2 separate regions of the Homo sapiens genome follow, and region 2 is linked to region 1. The links are chromatin loops, found by intact Hi-C in ENCODE. Cell type or tissue: mucosa of descending colon. All regions are shown on one strand. Each heading gives the region's core, and the rest is flanking DNA. Links, peaks and the distances in the headings are about the cores only. Region 1 has its middle 12 kb from the start of PAFAH1B2. Region 2 overlaps PCSK7 (proprotein convertase subtilisin/kexin type 7).

Region 1 (2,911 bases), core at 191-2,690:
CCATGATTGTGCCTCTGCACTCTAGCCTGGGCAACAGAGTGAAATCCTGTCTCAAAAAAAAAAATTATTCCAGTATACAAGGCAGAGTACAATATGTTCATTTTACAGATGCAGCAGCTCAGAGAGGTACTGAAAGTAGGAGCTGGGTAACCCAGGATGGGATGGGAAGGGCTTTAAAGATTTTTATTTTAAATAAGCAGCTGAGACCTATTATAGATGACTGAGCAAGGACAGAGTTGTTTTTTTTTTTTTTTTTGGTTGCTCTTTTTTTTTTTTTCTTTTTTTTTGATACAGAGTCTAGCTCTGTCACCCAGGCTGGAGTGCAGTGGTGCGATCTCGGCCCACTGCGACCTCTGTCTCCTGGGTTCAAGCAATTCTCCTGCCTCAGCCTCCTGAGTAGCTGGGATTACAGGTGCCTGCCACCACACCCAGCTAATTTTTGCATTTTTAGTAGAGACGGGGTTTCACTGTGTTGGCCAGGCTGGTCTTCAACTCTACCCTTGTGATCCGCAGCCACCCCTCGGCCTCCCAAAGTGCTGAGATTACATGCTGGAGCCATGCAACCAGCCAGGACAGAGTTTTTTTTTAAAAGTGCTGAAAGGGCCAGGAGCCGTGGCTCACGCCTGTAATCCCAGCACTTTGGGAGGCTGAGGCGGGCAGATCACGAGGTCAGGCGATCGAGACCATCCTGGTTAACACGGTGAAACCCCGTCTCTCCTAAAAATACAAAAAAATTAGCCGGGCGTGGTGGCGGGTGCCTGTAGTCCCAGCTACTCGGGAGGCTGAGGCAGGAGAATGGTGTGAACCCAGGAGGCGGAGCTTGCAGTGAGCCAAGGTCGCGCCACTGCACTCCAGCCTGGGCGACAGAACGAGACTCCGTCTCAAAAAAAAAAAAAAAAAGTGCTGAAAGAAGGCTACTCTAACAGCTGTGGGTAGGATGAACTAGAGACAGGAAGAGACAGGTGACAGAAGACCAGCTAAGATGCCACCGCCTCCTTCTAGGGAGGTGGCTTGTGTGTGGGTAACAGAGACTGAGGAGGAGGAAAGGAAAGGCTCCAGGCTTTCTATGACACCACTTTCTGTCCTCCCTAGTCCCTGTCCTTACTGACCTTCTGCTCAGTCCCCTCTCACTGCACTCACTGAAGAGTGCCACCTCCCATTATCCACCACCACACCATTGTCAGAACTTCACAGTGCTTTACCTCCTTAACTCTAGACCTTTCTCCACGCTATGCCGGCTACCCACATCCTGGCCATACTCTGGACTTGTCTTTATTGGGGGTTGCTTTGCTTTTGAATGGTTTAGTTACATTCCTTGTGGGTTTTCTTATTAGATAAACAATACAAATTAACTGAAGGTAAACTGGAAAAGCAGATGAATGAAAATGAAAACAAAAAAGCACCCAGATGTTATGTTGTTCCATAACACGTTGGTAAATATCCACCCAGACCCTTTCTGTGTTTGTGTGGATGTGTGCATCTGTACATTTTCTTTTTCTTTTTTTTTTGGGACAGAATTTTACTCTTGTTACACAGGCTGGAGTGCAGTGGTGCGATCTTGGCTCACCGCAACCTCCGCCTCCTGGGTTCAAGCGATTCTCCTGCCTCAGCCTCCTGAGTAGCGGGGATTATAGGCGCGTGCCACCGCGCCTGACTGATTTTTGTATTTTTAGAAGAGATGGGTTTTCACCATGTTGGCCAGGCTGGTCTCGAACTCCTGACCTCATGTGATCCACCCCCCTCGGCCTCCCAAAGTGCTGGGATTACAGGCGTGAGCCACCACGTCCAGCCAAGAAAATTTTCTTGAGATCTTTGAGAACTTCTCATTTTTGAGAACCCCACTATACCACGTAATTTTCCAATGAAACGTGCCTGAATATTTTAAGTCATCACTTCAGATATGTAATAAGTGTAAAAGTGTGCTTCAGAAAGAGTAAAGAATTAATTCCATGCCAGGCCAAAATATACACCCTTTTCCTGGGCATGGTGGCTCGTTCCTGTAATCCCAGCACTTTGACAGAGTTTGAGACCAGCCTGGCCAACTTGGTGAGACCCCATCTCTACTAAAAATACGAAAAATTAGCCAGGTGTGGTGGCACGCACCTATAATCCCAGCTACTCAGGAGGCTAAGGCAGCAGAATCTCTAGAACCTGGGAGGCGAGGTTGCAGTGAGCCGAGATCACCCCACTGTACTCCAGCCTGGGCAACAGAGCAAGACTCTGTCTCAAAAATAAAAACAAAAACAAAACATACAACCGTTGTAGTTATCTGGGTCTCTCTTACTGGTTAAGTGCTTTGCTTTTGTTGTACAACAACCTTGAAGATAGTTTCATTCAAATTTGTGCCTCATTAAACAAACAAATCCTGTCTGGGTGCGGTGGCTCATGCCTGTAATCCCAGCACTTTGGGAGGCTGAGGCGGGTGGATCACAAGGTCAGGAGTTCGAGACCAGCCTGGCCAACATAGTGAAACCCCCGTCTCTACTAAAAAAAAAAAAAAAAATTAGCTGGGCATGGTGGCGGGTGCCTGTAATCCCAGCCACTCAGGAGGCTGAGGCAGGAGAATCGCTTGAACCCTGGAGGCAGAGATTGCAGGGAGCCAAGATTGCGCCACTGCACTCCAGCCCAGGTGACAGTGCGAGACTCCGTCTCAAAAAAAAAAAAATCATACAAATCCATTTAATAAGCCTTTTCAGGGTCTTTCTCAAGATAAAAATCCTGATTTCTGAATTCCAAGAGTCCACTGGTGTTTCTATTATAATGTCCATCTCTCTCTTTGAATTAATTACAAGTCTCTTTCCCTGACTAAATATGAATTATTCTATGGCAAGCGTCTTATACCTCTTCGTAGCCTCAGTGCCAGGGAATGCCTGGCACAACAAATATTTCTTGGTAAATGTTTAATGGATGA
Region 2 (2,911 bases), core at 95-2,594, 77 kb before region 1:
TGGTGGCGTGCACCTGTAGTCCTAGCTACTTGGGAAGCTGAGGCAGGAGAATCGCTTGAACCCAGAAGGCAGAGGTTGCAGTGAGCCAAGATCATGCCACTGCACTCCAGCCTGGCAACAGAGAGAGACTCTGTCTCAAAAAAAAAAAAAAAAAGAATCGTTCTCATTACAGCCTAATTTCTTAATAGTCCCCAGTTGAGTCTTCCTCTTCAGTAGTTTTTTGTTTTTGTTTTTGTTTTAATAATTGTAGATTTACAGGAGGTTTCAAAGAAATGTACAAGAGAAGTCCCGTGCACCCTTCTCCCAATCTTAATGTTTCACACAATTAAAGTATAATATCAAAACCAAGAAATTGACATTGGTACAATCCATAGAGCTTATTTGGAGTTCACCAGATACACATGCTGTCAATATTTGTGTATGCGCGTGTGTAGCTGTATGCAATTGTATCACATGTAGCCTTGCATAACTACCACCACAACCAAGATCCAGAACAATTCCATTATCACAAGACTCCTTTGTGTTACCCCTTTCTGGCCACACCCATCCCCTCCCCTGTCCCTGGCCCCTGGCACCCATTTATCTGTTATGTATCACTGCAGGTACTTCAATTAACATCACCTAAATGGAATTGTGTGCTACGCATCCTTTTTCTTTTTTTTTTTTTCTTTGAGACAGGGTCTTGTTCTGTTGCCCAGGCTGGAGTGTGGTAGCATGAGCATGGCTCACTGCAATCTCCACCTCCCAGGCTCAAGCGATCCTCCCACCTCACCCTCCCCGGTAGTGGGACCACAGGTGCACACCACCACACCTGGCTATATGCTTCTTTTGAGATTGCTTTTTTCACTCACATAATTTGCTTGAAATTTATCCACCAGCATTTTTTAAAAATTAACTGTGCATCATCTTCAGTGAGATGTGTGCATTTCGTCTTTGTTCATGCCTTTTCCACTGCCTAGAATGCCCTCTACCAACCCTGTCTACCGATCTGTATTCATTTCCTTCAGTGTGTCTCACTGCTGTGTGCCTAAACCCATCTGACTTATTTCTCTTCCCTTATCAATTATGTATATTTCCCATACCATATCATTTTCCACTTGCAGGTAGGAGGCAGGGACCACGCCCATCTTATCTTTATATTCCCAGCATCTAGTACAGTGCCTGAAATGGAGGAGGTACCCAGTAAATAATGTTTTGGATGAATGAATGATTGAAGTTGCTCTGCTGGATTCTTATATTGTGTCTTGGGTATGTGTCGTCTTCCCAACTGCACTCGAAGCTACGTTGTAAACTTGAGAGCAGCAGCTCCATTCCATTTACTAGTATAGGCGAGGTCCCAGTTAGGGTTGCCGTAGATGTTTGTATGTGGCTTCAGTGAGCGTGTGTCTTTGTGTACGTGGGGGTGAAGTGAAGGCGTGTTTGTGGGCTGGTTTCCCAGCTGCCCAGCCTGACTTTCTACAGTCAGCAGGATGGACCTGGAGATGTCAGGGCTGAAGACCCTGGAGCATGTGGCAGTGACAGTCTCCATCACTCACCCACGGCGCGGCAGCTTGGAGCTGAAGCTGTTCTGCCCCAGTGGCATGATGTCCCTCATCGGCGCCCCCCGCAGCATGGACTCGTATGTACACCCGCCCGAGGCCTGAGCAACCTTTTCAGCAAGGGCCTTTCCAGGGAAAAGAAATGGAAGAAGTGGATCCTGGCACTGTCCTAAACTACTGTGGCACTGGCTATCCCTGGCGGCTGGAAGCCTTTCGTCACATACCTTCTTCAAGCGCTAGGCCCTGCACCTCACATACATGTTCTCTAATCCTTCTAAGAACCCCCTAGATTAGACTTTGTAACCTCCTTTTACAAATGAGGAAACTGGCTGGGTGTGGTGGCTCACACCTGTAATCCCAGCACTTTGGGAGGTCAAGGCAGGAGAATCACTTGAACTCAGGAGTTCAAGACCAGCCTGGGCAACAAAGTGAGACCCTGTCTCTACAAAAAATTTAAAGATTAGCTGAGCATGGTGGTACATGCCTGTAGTCCCAGCTACTCAGGAGACTGAGGTGGGAGGATCACTTGAACCCAGGAAGTCAAGGCTGCAGTGAGCTGTGATCATGCCACTGCACTCCAGCTTGGATAACAGAGTGAGACCCTGTCTCCAAAAAAAAAAAGAAAGAAAAAGAAAACAAGTCATGGAGCTAGTAAGTGCCCAAGAGAACAAGAATAAACCTAGATCCGTGGGACTCCAAGCCTGTGCGCGCTCCATGCTTGCTTTTTCCACCACACCACGTTAACACAATTTCCTCCTTCCATGAGACCCCAGGGGAAAGGGGCACCTGAGAAGCCCTCGTGGCACCCTCCCAGGTTGTTTCCACGGCTACTACAGTAAGAAAGTGTTGCTGGGGGAAGGTCAGCTCTCTGGCCCACGCCTTCCACCTGTTTCTGCTGTGTTCTTTCCTCAGGGATCCCAACGGCTTCAATGACTGGACCTTCTCCACTGTGCGATGCTGGGGGGAGAGAGCCCGAGGGACCTACAGGCTTGTCATCAGGGATGTCGGTGAGTCTCGTGCCCTCACACCAGGCCCTACCTTTCCTGCTTGTTATCTGGTCCCTCTGCATCTCAGAGTCCCCACAGAAAGTGTCCCGTGTGCAATATATAGGGTTGCCATTGGACCAAGAGAGTTGATGCCAAGAGTGTGCCCATCCGTGAAATGGGCATTGCTCTCTGCAACTGTTCATTTATACTACCTCTCATATTCCCTGGAGGAGTGACCCATCCATCTTTCCTCAGGATAGCAACAAAAAGTCCTTGTCGAAACCACATTTCAAGTCCTTTTACGTATAACCATCCTTCGGCCAGCCCCGGTAGGCAGGTAAGGGCAGGACTCATTTCACCATTTTTTTTAAACTGGCCCAGAGGTTT

What was found. Peaks named below come from ENCODE experiments on the same cell type or tissue, not always from the same donor. Only the 100,000 strongest peaks of a DNase experiment are listed, where the experiment ranks them.
Region 2: a loop joins it to region 1, with 9 times the contacts of the local background. A loop is called at or near these places in 60 of 110 quality-filtered maps.

The regions. Positions count from the first base shown.
Region 1 is chr11:117,131,072-117,133,982 of GRCh38, reverse strand. No RefSeq gene overlaps it. Among named protein-coding and RNA genes, the nearest start is that of PAFAH1B2, 12 kb to the left of the region's middle. In mucosa of descending colon, for the core only: no CTCF peak of the experiment used is centred there; no DNase peak of the experiment used is centred there.
Region 2 is chr11:117,207,604-117,210,514 of GRCh38, reverse strand. PCSK7 (proprotein convertase subtilisin/kexin type 7) reads left to right here. Exons shown (of 17, transcript NM_004716.4): 13 at 1,462-1,618; 14 at 2,451-2,545. Among named protein-coding and RNA genes, the nearest start is that of TAGLN, 9.7 kb to the right of the region's middle. RefSeq lists enhancers at 1,024-1,524, 1,525-2,025, 2,866-2,911. In mucosa of descending colon, for the core only: no CTCF peak of the experiment used is centred there; a DNase peak (open chromatin) is centred at 1,604.